Linked DNA regions of Homo sapiens: regions 2 and 3 are each linked to region 1. The links are chromatin loops, found by intact Hi-C in ENCODE. Cell type or tissue: MCF 10A. All regions are shown on one strand.

The links. Hi-C counts contacts between places; a loop is a spot of excess contacts. Peaks named below come from ENCODE experiments on the same cell type or tissue, not always from the same donor. Only the 100,000 strongest peaks of a DNase experiment are listed, where the experiment ranks them.
Region 2: a loop joins it to region 1, with 4 times the contacts of the local background. A loop is called at or near these places in 3 of 110 quality-filtered maps.
Region 3: a loop joins it to region 1, with 7 times the contacts of the local background. A loop is called at or near these places in 1 of 110 quality-filtered maps.

The regions. Positions count from the first base shown.
Region 1 is chr13:45,927,456-45,931,455 of GRCh38, reverse strand. It overlaps LOC105370191 (a long non-coding RNA gene), which reads right to left and starts at 780. Exons shown (of 3, transcript XR_941938.3): 1 at 667-780. In MCF 10A, no CTCF peak of the experiment used is centred here; a DNase peak (open chromatin) is centred at 2,405.
Region 2 is chr13:46,315,709-46,319,708 of GRCh38, reverse strand. It overlaps LOC105370194 (a long non-coding RNA gene), which reads left to right. Exons shown (of 3, transcript XR_941946.4): 2 at 2,486-2,664. Among named protein-coding and RNA genes, the nearest start is that of LINC00563, 20 kb to the right of the region's middle. RefSeq lists an enhancer at 1-319. In MCF 10A, a CTCF peak has its summit at 2,341; no DNase peak of the experiment used is centred here.
Region 3 is chr13:45,805,353-45,809,352 of GRCh38, reverse strand. All of the region lies in intron 1 of SIAH3 (siah E3 ubiquitin protein ligase family member 3), which reads left to right. Among named protein-coding and RNA genes, the nearest start is that of SIAH3, 44 kb to the left of the region's middle. In MCF 10A, a CTCF peak has its summit at 1,637 (motif pointing left); a DNase peak (open chromatin) is centred at 1,632.

The DNA.
Region 1 (4,000 bases):
ATCAAGAACCCATCTCCCTCAGGGCCACCTAGCAGGGGCCGGCATGAAATGTTCCTGAGCCGGCCAGCAGGCTAGGCCCCGTGATGGAGTGCTGGAGTCAGTCTCTGGTCTAATAAGGAGGTTGCTTTGATTCTTCCCCTAAAAGTTTTGGGCTCAAAACATCTTCCATTTCCTGGAGGATGGTTCTGGGAGACCTCTAAAGTCATCATCACCAGCCACTGTAAATTCTATCATCCTCATCAACTATGGCATTGAGAATAGGCGATAAAGGGAGAATGAATGGGTATTTATTAAGTCCCTGCTGTGTACCAAGCTATATCTATCTATCGATAGATAGATATATCTATCGATAGATAGATATAGGCACTATATCTATCATCATACTGTGACCTTCTCATAAAGCTGAATGAGCGACCTTATCCCCATTCCTGACCCAAGCCACCAGAGGCTCAGTGTATGTGCGTGCCCAATGTCTCTCAGCTAGAAAGTAAGAGGAACAGAACTTGAACCTGGTCTTTCTGACTCCAAAGTCTGTGTGTTGTCTCTCTCTGGGTACTAGCTCCCGATAAGCCACTTTAGGTCATCAGATGGCAAAAGGAAGGTGTCAGATGTGGGGAGTGAGTGAGACTCCCTCAGATCACTGCTTTTGATTTTTCTCACACTCACCTATGTTTCCTCCCCAAACCCCTTCTTTTCTCTATGCACTGGACAAGGGCAGGTAGGTGGGTGCTCATCTCCTCTGCTCAGGCTTCAGTTGTAGCCAGAGGAGCCTCTTCTCAGCCTCACCCTGTGTGCCCAAGGGCCCCCTCTCCTTGCTCCTGGTCCTTCTTTCCTCCTCTGAGCTCCCAGATTTCCAGTGACCTTCAGATTTGATAGATGGAATGCCCCCAACGGATGCTCCCATTGACATTGAGCATGCTGCTGTGTGGAGCTCAGCAATAAAAGGGGGGAAATTAACAGGCATTTAAATTCTAAAATTAATGATGAGAGGTCAGAGTCTACAGAACATCTGTTTCCAGCATTTTCAAGGGGGCCTTCAATTTGCAGCCAGCACTCAGCCGTGTGTGGTTATCAGCAGTTAATTGTGACTCGGCACGGCTCTGTGACTAGGAGCAGGGAGCTGGCAGTGTGATGTAGCCCTGCATTCGCTGCTTTGTGGCTGGCTGTGAACGGTGTGTCCGCTGCATCTTGGGATCACAGTCTGTGGGTTGGTTTCCAAGTACCTGTCTAGAAAACCTGAGTCTGTGTTTTCCTAAGTATAAAAGTTCTGGGAAACTGAGTGTTCAAAAAGAAGCCCTGTGCTGAAGAAAGGGACCAGATACTTTCTAGAGTGGCACTATCCAATATGGCGGCCTCCAGCACCTGCGGCTGCTGAGTGTCTGAAACAGGTTCCTCTGAGATGTGCCACACATGTACAGTCACACATATTGAAGCCAGTTGAGATGGCTCGCACCTGTAATTCCAGCACTTTGGGAGGCCAAGGTGGGAGAATTGCTTGAGGCCAGGAGTTTGAGGCCAGCCTGGACAATATAACGACACTCTGTTTCTACAAAAAATAAAAAATTAGCCAGTATAGTGTGGGATGTGCCTGTAGTCCCAGCTACTCAGGAGGCTGAGGTGGGAGGATTTCTTGAGCCCAGGAGGTCGAGGCTGCAGTGAACTATGATGGCACCACTGCACTCCAGCCTGGGCAACAGAGGGAGACCCTGACCCCTCCCCCCACAAAAAATAGACACTGGATTTCAAAGACAGTACAAAAAATGTAAAATATCTTTAATGATGTTTTATATTGATTATGTGTATGAAATGAAAGAATTTTGGATATATGGGGTTACATAAATTATATTATTAAAGTTAATTTCAATGGTTTCATTTATTTTATTTTATTTCTTTTTTAGACACCTTTGCTTCAGAGCTTCCTTAGCTTGGTGTTTCTCTAAGGGGGGCAGTTACCACTCCTAAAAGACCCTCTGGAAAATCTGAGGGACTCTTTGCCACATTGATTGGAGGAGGTGCTACCACATAGAGTGCGTTGGGCATGAAGAACGTGGAAGTCCCACATTGGCCAGAGCGAAGCAGTCCAGCACAACAAAAGAATTATCCCATGACCTGCATCATTTTGAATGTCCCAACAGACATTAGATAGGTGAAAAATTAGTTATAATAATCTGAGTCTCACAGTCCCTGTCTGGGCCCCAGGTGGCTGTAAAACAGGGGTGCAAACTCCATTGGACATATAAACACAAAGCTTTTTGGTTTTTGGTTTTTTTGCACAAGCTAAGATTTCCAGGGATGCAACAACTCTGTAAATCAAAGAAAGATTTATAGTTTGTTTTATTTGGATGATTACCAAGGTTGTTAATCATTATGAAATTCACAGCAATGTTGGCAATGCTGCTCATGGTATTTGAGTTGCCAACATAACACGTGACCATCACATTCACTATAATTCCACTGAGAGGTGCTAACTTCTGTCTACTTCACTACACTAGTGTGGTTATGCTTGAGCGATTGCATATGGAGATGCAGATTATTTTACTGAAACTACTTTCCTTTTGTTTCCCCTTTATATTACAATTGGGATTTTATACTGGTTTTTAAAAATTATGTATATAGGTAGATTATACTACTGAAAAGGAGCCTTAACAAAATATTTTTACATAGCAACATCAACTACAAATACATATATATATATATATATATATATATATATATATATATATATATCTCACAGAGAAGGGCATGTTGTAGTTAATAGAATTACAAACCATCACTTGAACACATTCATACACCTCTTGACTCCAAAGAGTCTATTCTTCGCCTCTTAAACACCTTCTCATTCTTTAGGTTTCGCTGCAGCTGTTCTTCCTCCAAATAGCTCTGTGCTTCCTATGCTCTGTACTTCCACATCACTCCATCCCTTATCATATGGGCAGCAATTGCCTGTGCAACTAACATCTTCTTCCCTTGAAGGAAGGACTCCTTCTTGTGGGCTCTGAGAGAGCAGGAGCTATGTACAACTGCTCATTACTACACACCCAGTGCCCTGCACGTGGCGGAGCACACTAGTCCATGCTCAGCACTTGGTGAGTCAATGAATTACAGAGCGCTGTAAGGGCAGGTGGGACTGTGGGCCAGCAGCTGGGTAGAGGTGGCTGACAGTTTCAAGGGAGATCAGTGCCTTGGGCTTCGGTAAAATGGAGAGCCCAGAGTGGTATGGAATAATGTACTTTGGAGTCAGGCAGATTTAGTGTCGAATTCCAGTTCTACTATTCACTACCTTGGTGATTTTAGGAAAGGTCATTACCATCTCTGAGGGAAGAAGAACAATGGTGCTTCTCTCATCTGGTGGAGGTAGGGGTTACCTGAGAATTGCTTGGCAAGCATTTACCACAGCGTCTGGCAAATCAGAGCTCAAGGAATGTTAGCTGCTTATATCAGTCTGGGTTCTCCAGAGAAACAGAAACAACAGGCGATGGAGCCTTTATACAAAGGGATTTATCGTAAGGCATTGGCTCGCAGGGCTTTGGAGGCTTGCAAGTCCCAGGATCTGCAGTCAGCAAGATGAAGGCCCAGGAGAGCCGGTGGTGTCAGTTTCAGTCCAAGCCCAAAGGCCTGAGAAGCAGGAGAGCCAGTGGTATAAGTCTTAGTCTGAGTTCAAGTCTAAAGGCAGGAGAAGATCGATGTCCCAGCTCAAAGACAGTCAAGCAGAGAGAGCAAATTCTCTTTCTCCACCTTTTGGTCTCTTTAGGCCTTCAACAGATTAGACTAGGCCCATTCCTATCATAAAAGCAATCTGCTTTACTCAGTGGTTACCTGCCATTGAAGATTGTACCTTTATGGTATGGTGATTGGGAATGGGGCTGGGATCTGAGCCCACCTCACCCCACAGCTCCTAATCTTTCCGTGACTTCATGCTGCCTCCTTTGGGGGTCATGAAATTGTCCTGTCATCTTCTGTGGAAATTAGCAGGATTGTCTGGAAAGGGCCTGGGGACTCT
Region 2 (4,000 bases), 390 kb before region 1:
AATTTCACAGACAAAGCCAAGCATTACGTTGTTTACACTAGAGATCTACCCATAGGTGGTAGAAACGTTTTTTGTTTTTGTTTTTCAAAGCAAGTGAATGATGAACATAATGCAACATAGTGGTTGTCACAGATGGAGGGTGGGAGACAGGATCAGGGAGAGGTACTCCAGACCTTTGAAGGTACTGCTGATATTCTTTATTATTGACTGATTTGTTTTTAATTTAAAAAATACACATAATAGTATATATTTTGGGGGCACATAATGATGCGATACATGTAATATATAGTGATCAGATCAGGGTTAATAAGCATATCCATCATCTCAAACATTTATTATTTCTTTGTGTTGGGAACATTTAATATCATCCTAGCTATGTGAAACAATATTGTTAACTACAGTGATTCTACAATGGTATAGAACACTAGAGCTTGTTCTTCCTGTATAGCTGTAGTTTTGCATCCTTTAACAAATCTCTTCCCATCACTCCCTTATCTCTACTTCTCCCAGCTATTAGTATTCTCTGTTCTGCTTTCTACTTCTGTAAGATCAACATTTTAAGCTTCCACACATGAGTGAGAACATGTGGTATTTAACTTTCTGTTTCTGGCTTATTTCACTTAATATAATGTCCCCCAGTTCCACCTATGTTGCCACAAATGACAGGATTTCATCCTTTTTATGGCTGAATAGTATTCCATTACGTATATGTGCCATATTTTCTTTATCTGCTGTTGTACACCTGATTGATTCCATATCTTGGCTGTTGTGAAAAGTGCTGTAATAAACATGGAAGTGCACATGTCTCATCAATATACTGATTTCCTTTCCTTTGAATAAATACCCAGTAGTGAGACTGCTGGATCATATGGTGGTTCTGTTTGTAGTTTTTTGAGGAACCTCTACACTGTTCTCCACAGTGGTTGGACTAGTTTACACTCCCACCAACAGTGTATATGAGTTCCATTTTCACCTCATCCTCAACAGCATTTGTTATTTTCTGTCTTTTTAATAATAGTTATCCTAACTGGGGTGAGATGATGCTTCACTGTGAGTTTGATATGCATTTCCCTCATCAGGGAAATTAGTGATGTTAAACATTTTTTCATATATTTGTTGGCCATTTGTATGCCTTTTGAGCAAATGTCTGTTGAGATCATTTACTCATTTATTAATTGAATTGTTTAGTTGAATTAGATGAATTTTTGCTGTTCAGATGTTTGAGTTACTTGTATCTTCTGGATATTAACCCCTGTCGATGAATAGTTTGCAAATATTATATCCCATTCTGTAGACTGTCTCTTCACTCTGTTGATTGTTTCCTTTTCTATGCAGAAGCTTTTTAGTGTAACATAATCTCTGGTGTTTATTCTTGCTTTTGTTGCCTGTGCTTTTGAGATCTTATTCATATAATCTTTTCCCAGATCAATGTCCTGAAGTGGTTCCCCATTGTTTATTCTAGTAGTTTTATAGTTTCAGGTCTTCCATTTAGGTCTTTGATCCATTTTGAGTTGATATTTATATAGGGTGATAGGTAGGATTCTAGTTTTTCTTCTGCATGTGGATATTCTGTTTTCCCAGAACAATTTGTTGAAGAGACTGTCCTTTCCTTAGTCAATGTTCTTGGTACTTTTGTCAAAAATCCACTGGCTGTAGATACATGGATTGATTTCCAGGTTCTTTATTCTATTCCATTGGTCTATGTGTCTGTTGTTACACCAGTACTATGTTGTTTTGTTGCTACAGCTTAGTAGCATAGTTTGAAATCTGGTAGTATGATGTCTCCAGCTTTGTTCATTTTGTTCAGGATTGCTTTGGTTATTCAGAGTCTTTTGTGGTTCCATACAAATTTTAGAATTTTTTTCTCTATTTCTGTAAAGAATGTCATTGATATTTTGATAGGGATTGCATTGAATCTTTAAATTGCTTTGGGTAGTACAAATGTTCACATTCGTGTGAACTTCTCTATGTGTGTGTATGTGTGTGTGTGCATATTTGTACTTCTGAGATGTGTGAGTCTAGGATGCAGAAATGAAGTTTCTTTACCTCCAAATATTTTTATATTTCAATGGGTATTTCTGAAAGATAAGGATATTCTTTTACACAGTGAGACTTCAGTGATCAAAATCAGAAAATTAACATTGATATGATAGTATTATGTTTTTAAAAATATATACATTATTCAAAATTTGCCACTTGTGTTCTAATTCAAAATTTGCCACTTCTAATTCAAAATCACACATTGCATTTTTTGTCATAACCCTTTAATCTCCTTTAATGTGGGTCAAATCCTTGATTTTTCTTTCTTTCATGATTCTGAGAGATGAGTTATTTTGTAGTAGATCCTTCAATCTGGGTTTTCCTGATGTTTCCTCATGGTGGCAATCATGTTATATTCTTGGAAGGAACCTCATAGAAGTGAGGCTGTATCCTTTTATGCACAGGGAGACACAGCTTCTTAAATTCTCTCATCTTTCTCCTGCAGGGAAAATGCAGACCAACACCTTGCTGGAGTGCAAAGAGCCCCTAGCCAATTCCTAGGCCTTTGAGAAAACCTGGAAAAATTAACACTTGAAATAAATTTTGAAGAACAAGGAAAAGTTATTGACCTAAAGGCTGACAGGGAGGAATTCTGGAAGGAAGGAACAGCTCACTTGCTTGGAGGTGAGAACATGTGTTGTGTTGGGAACATAGTGGTCTTGTGTGTGGCCTTTGCAGGTACCTGGACACATCATACTCTCTCACATTCTTGGCTCTGCTCATTCCTGGGCTCCCTCTGCCTGGTACCACTTCCTCCACCTCTTACCTTCTCTTCCTTTTTCTGGATAATTTTACTCAGCCTTTAGAACTCAGTGGAAGTATTTTCCTCCTCTTGTTGCCAGTGAATGGTGAAGATCACATGTTTGGAGTCCAGTGGGCCTACGTTCAAATCCTGCTCCTGCCATTTTGGCAAGTGAATGATCTTGGGCAAATTATTTAACCTCTTTGAGACCCAGTTCCCTTTTTGGACAAATGAGAGGTTATATCTGATGGATATATAATGTTTATGTCCCCTGAAAATTCATATGTTATACCCACAAGGCAATGGTCACAAGCCAATTCCCAGGAAGTGAAGTCATTGGTAGGTGATTATGAGATGAGTGTGCTTTTAATGGAAGTTCTAGAGAGCTGCCTTGCCCATTTATATCACCATGTGAGGACACAGCTAGAAAGCAACATGTTTGAGCCAGGAAATGGGCCCTCACCCAACATGGAATCTGCCAGTGCCTTGATCTTGGACTTCCAAGCCTCCAGAACTGTGAGAAATAAATGTTTCTTGCTTATAAGTCACCCCATCTATGGTATTTATTATAGCAGCCCAAACAGACTAAGACACCCTCTGCTTATCACAGGCATGGTTAGTCTAAACAGGTACCTCCTTCTCAGGACCTGTGACCCCTCAAGGGGTCCCCTTGTATTCTAAGAGTTTCTGGGCCTGACTTCTCCTGCTTTTATCTTCTTCTAGGTTTCTACACCTGTGTGTGCCATCATGCTTTGGCCCTGTATCAGATACAGGCATGAGGCTCATCTCTGTCACCATTCCCAAAAAAGGAATATAAACATACCATTTGTGAGTTTAGGAAGCTCACTGCCGATGTGAAATCCCATGAGAAGAGACCACGTGGCCCACTGCCTAGCCTCCTGCCCACCTGGGGCCAGTGTGTTTGTCCCCTCACACAATGCTGCCTCTTGAAGTTTATGCATGCTACCATTCAGGCTTACTTACCTATCTGAACTCCCATTCATTCGTGGAAGCTGAAGACTAGGAGTCAGAGTTGGATCAGGTGGCAGGTGTGGTAGGTGGTGGGAAAGGTGGCTCTGTGGTCAACCAACGTGACTGCTGTACAAGCAACTTGTTAGGCTTGTCCAGACCCTTCACCCATGTGGGTGACTGCCCCCACCCTGCCTTCTACTTTCTTAACCTCCTTGCCTATAGTATTTTGTTTTTCCACATACCTCA
Region 3 (4,000 bases), 120 kb after region 1:
AGATTTGTGGACACAAAAACATGTCTAGCACGTGTAATGATTTCCAGACCACAGTCTATAAATTTCTGGTGTAGCCTTAAGGGTGGAACAAAACTTACAGAGTCCATTTAAAGGTCTCAGTTCTGCGGAGCCCCCAACACACGCATTCTCCCCACCTTAAGTCCTAGAGGCTTAGGCAATTACCTTGAGGCAGCAGTCACTGAAAGTTCAGAGGTTATGCAGCGCAGCCTCAGGATTTATGTCCACTTCAGGAGTCATTGACCCACATCAACTTCTTTTATGAGTCAGGACCAGGCAGGGATCATCAATATTGTTACAATAGGGTTGGAAGCCCACTCATTCACTGTGTGGGATGTACTGCCGAAGGCGAAAATGGAGGCCTCAGAGCCTCCTTGTTTAGCTTTTAGGTTTACTTTGCCTTATCAGATGCGAAATGGGTACAAGTCTTAAACATATTCATAATTTGAGATGTGCAATAGATATAACATTCTTTTCTCTATAACTGAATTTAATATATATTCTGGTTCCCATTCCATCAAGAATGGAAACCTAATTTTAACCAGGATGGAGATTCCCTACTGTGCCCAGTGTTGAGTCCAAGTTTTGGGGGGCCTATGAAGTAATGTTCTGGTAGATAAAAGTATGCACGTACATATGGACATAAGTTTATTATAAATTTTACTGATATAAAGTATGTGTAATACAATTTACAAATAATAACAAAATATACAATATTCTTTATTTTAAATTTCATATAACTACACAGAATGTATTTATTGGTTTTGTTGAACTCTTGTATCTGTAGCCAACCTACAGTTACAATTCAGCCGTTGTTTAACAAAATTAGACTATGTTGGCTATCTAGTTCATAGAAAAAGTCACCATGTCATTGATGAATGTGTGTGACTTAAATATGAATGTTGGTTGATGTTTTCTTTTATGTTAACAGATAAAAGTGAAACAACAAAGATAAATGTCAGATTATCACTCACTGCTCAGTGACGTGAACTATTTATTTGCTGAGTTGGATAATAGTCTTAGGATACTAAAAGACTATTTCTGTAATTTTTTGTGCTGTTTAACACAAAGTAACACCTATATACCAGGACACTTTTAGGTATAGTTTGCCCTTATTAACATTTTCTTCATCACTTTCTTCAGTCTACTCTAGAAAATCAACAAAACAGAAAATCAAGCCCTGATTTATAGCATTTGCCAGTTTCCATGGTGTAAATATTCCCACCATGACTAATTTTAAGCTACCAACACAACATCACCGCACATGAAGTTGGGAAGAGGTTTTTAGTATTTCTACCATATAGATACAGATACAAATACAGATTTACAGATATGTAAGCAACCTCAAGAACACATTTAATAGCAAAATATAATAAAATATTTAGGAAGTAATGAGCTTTGAGTATTTACTACCTGGGTTGTTAATATAAGTTATTTAATTCTGTTTGTTTAATTTTAACAATGGCTGTGTTTAACAATCAGCTCACAAAATTTCTAAAACTTCAACAATTAGCTCTTGTGAGCTAATACACTACTGGGCATATGCAATGTCAATGATTCGATTTGGAGGGCATTCTTTCTAGCTGTTGTCATCCATCCATATTGACACCACTGAGAGTCCTTGCTGCCATCTGGTGTCCAGTCATTGGTCACAGCAAATTGCTGCTGTGTCCTGACTTTTTTACACTGAGTCTTCTCTAGGTCCCTAAGTTCTCTCTTGCTTCTATGCCTCTCTAGACGAATGGGGAATACAGATTTAAAAACTCAGTAGGAGTAGGGGATTTTTTTTTCTCTAATAATATACAATGCTAAACTTCCTGCTCTACTAAATCTAATAAATAGAACTATAAGTATTTGGTTCTCTGTGCTGTTCTAACAATCTGCTTTGTTTTCTCATGCACTTGAATCACCATGTTTTAATACTGTAGCTTTATTCTATGTTTTACAATTTTATTGAATAGTCTCCTTCATAACTATTTATTTTTCAGCAATCTGACTATAATTGCACATTTATTTTTTCATATAAACTTTTTAAATCACTTGAGTTTTTTTTTTTTAGTATTCTGGTGTATTTATTACAATCTTGTTAATTTTAGGGAATGTCAACATATTTATAACAGTGAATCATCGTATTGAATAGATGATACTTTTATTTATTCAATTCTTTCTTAGAGTTCTTCTGTAGCATTTTACGTTTTTTTCTTATAGCCTGTGACTGTTTCCTATAAAATTTATTCCAAGGTATTATTTTTAATATGAACAGCTACTTCTTATTTGAAAGTGTGAAAATTATTGATTTGTATTTACTAAATTTGTGCTTTACTGAATTCTTCAAATTTTATGATTTTTTCCAGTTGGTTCTCTCATTTCCAAACTTTTATACCTTTTATTTCTTTTTCCCATCAAATTGCATTGGCTACTTCCTGTGGAATGTTAAATAACAGTAATATAGTGAACATTCATGGTTTGTTTCTGATTTCAGTGATGCTTCCAGAGTGTACCCACTAAAAATGTCAGTCTACTTGTTAAGGAAGTTTCTGTCTTTTACTATTAGTGTAACAGTTTTATTGAAATAAAATTCACATACCTTTAAATTTTTATTTATTTTCTTCAGCTTTTAAGTTTAGGGGGTAAATGTGCAGGTTTGTTACATGGGTAAATGACGTGTCACTAAGGCTTGGTATATGAATAATCCTGTCATCCAGGTAGTGAGCATAGCACGCAATAGATACTTTTTCAACCATTGTCTTCCTTCCACCCTCCCCACTCTCATAGTCCCCAATGTCTATTGGTGCCATCTTTATATGCGTGTGTACTCAATGTTTAGCTCCCTGTTGTAAGTGAGAACATGTGGTATTTGGTTTTCTGTTCCTGCATTACTTCGCTTAATATCATGGCCTCTAGCTCCATCCATGTTGCTGCAAAGGATATAATTCGATTCACTTTTATGGCTGTGTAGTATTCCATGGTGTATATGTACCACATTTTCTTTATCCAGTCCACCATTGATGGGGACCTGGGTTGATTCCATGTCTTTGCTATTGTGAGGAGTGCTGTGATGAAAATATGAGTGTGTTTATCTTTTTGGTAGAACAATGTCTTTTCCTTTGCATATATACTCCATAATGGAATTGCTGGGTCAAATGGTAGTTCTGTTTTAAATTATTTGAGAAATCTCCAAACTGCTTTCCACAGTGGCTGAACTAATTTACATTTCCACCAACAGTATATAAATGTTCCCTTTTCTTCACAACCTCATCAACATGTTATTTTTTGTCTTTTTAATAGCCATTCTGATGGGGACAAAATGGCATCTCATTGTGGTTTTGATTTGCATTTCTCTGATGATTAATGATGTTGAGGATTATTTCATATATTTGTATGTCACATGTATGTCTTCTTTTGAGAAGTGTCTGTCATGTCCTTTGCCCATTTTTAATGGGGTTATTTGGTTTTGCTTGTTGAATTAGGTTTCTTATAGATTCTGGACATTAGACTGTTGTCAGATGCATAGTTTGCAAATATTTTCTACCATTCTATAAATTGTCTGTTTAGCCTGTTAATAGTTTCTTTTGCTGTGCAGAAGCTCTTTAGTTTAATTAGGTCCTACTTGTCAATTTCTGTCTTTGTTGCAATTGCTTTTAGGGACTTAGTTATAAATTCTTTGCCAAGGCCACTGTCCAGAATGGTATATCCTAGTTTTCTTCTAAGATTTTTATAGTTTGAGGTCTTACATTTCAGTTTTTAATCCATCTTGAGTTAATTTTTATATATGGCGAAAGGTAGAGGTCCATTTTCATTCTTCTGCATATAGCTGGCTAATTATCCCAGCACAATTTATTGAATAGGGAGTCCTTTTCCCATTGCTTGTTATTGTCAACTTTATCAAAGATCAGATTATTGTAATTGTGCAGCTTTATTTTTGGGTTCTCTATCCTGTTCCATTGGTCTATGGTCTGTTTTTATACCAGTATCGTGCTGT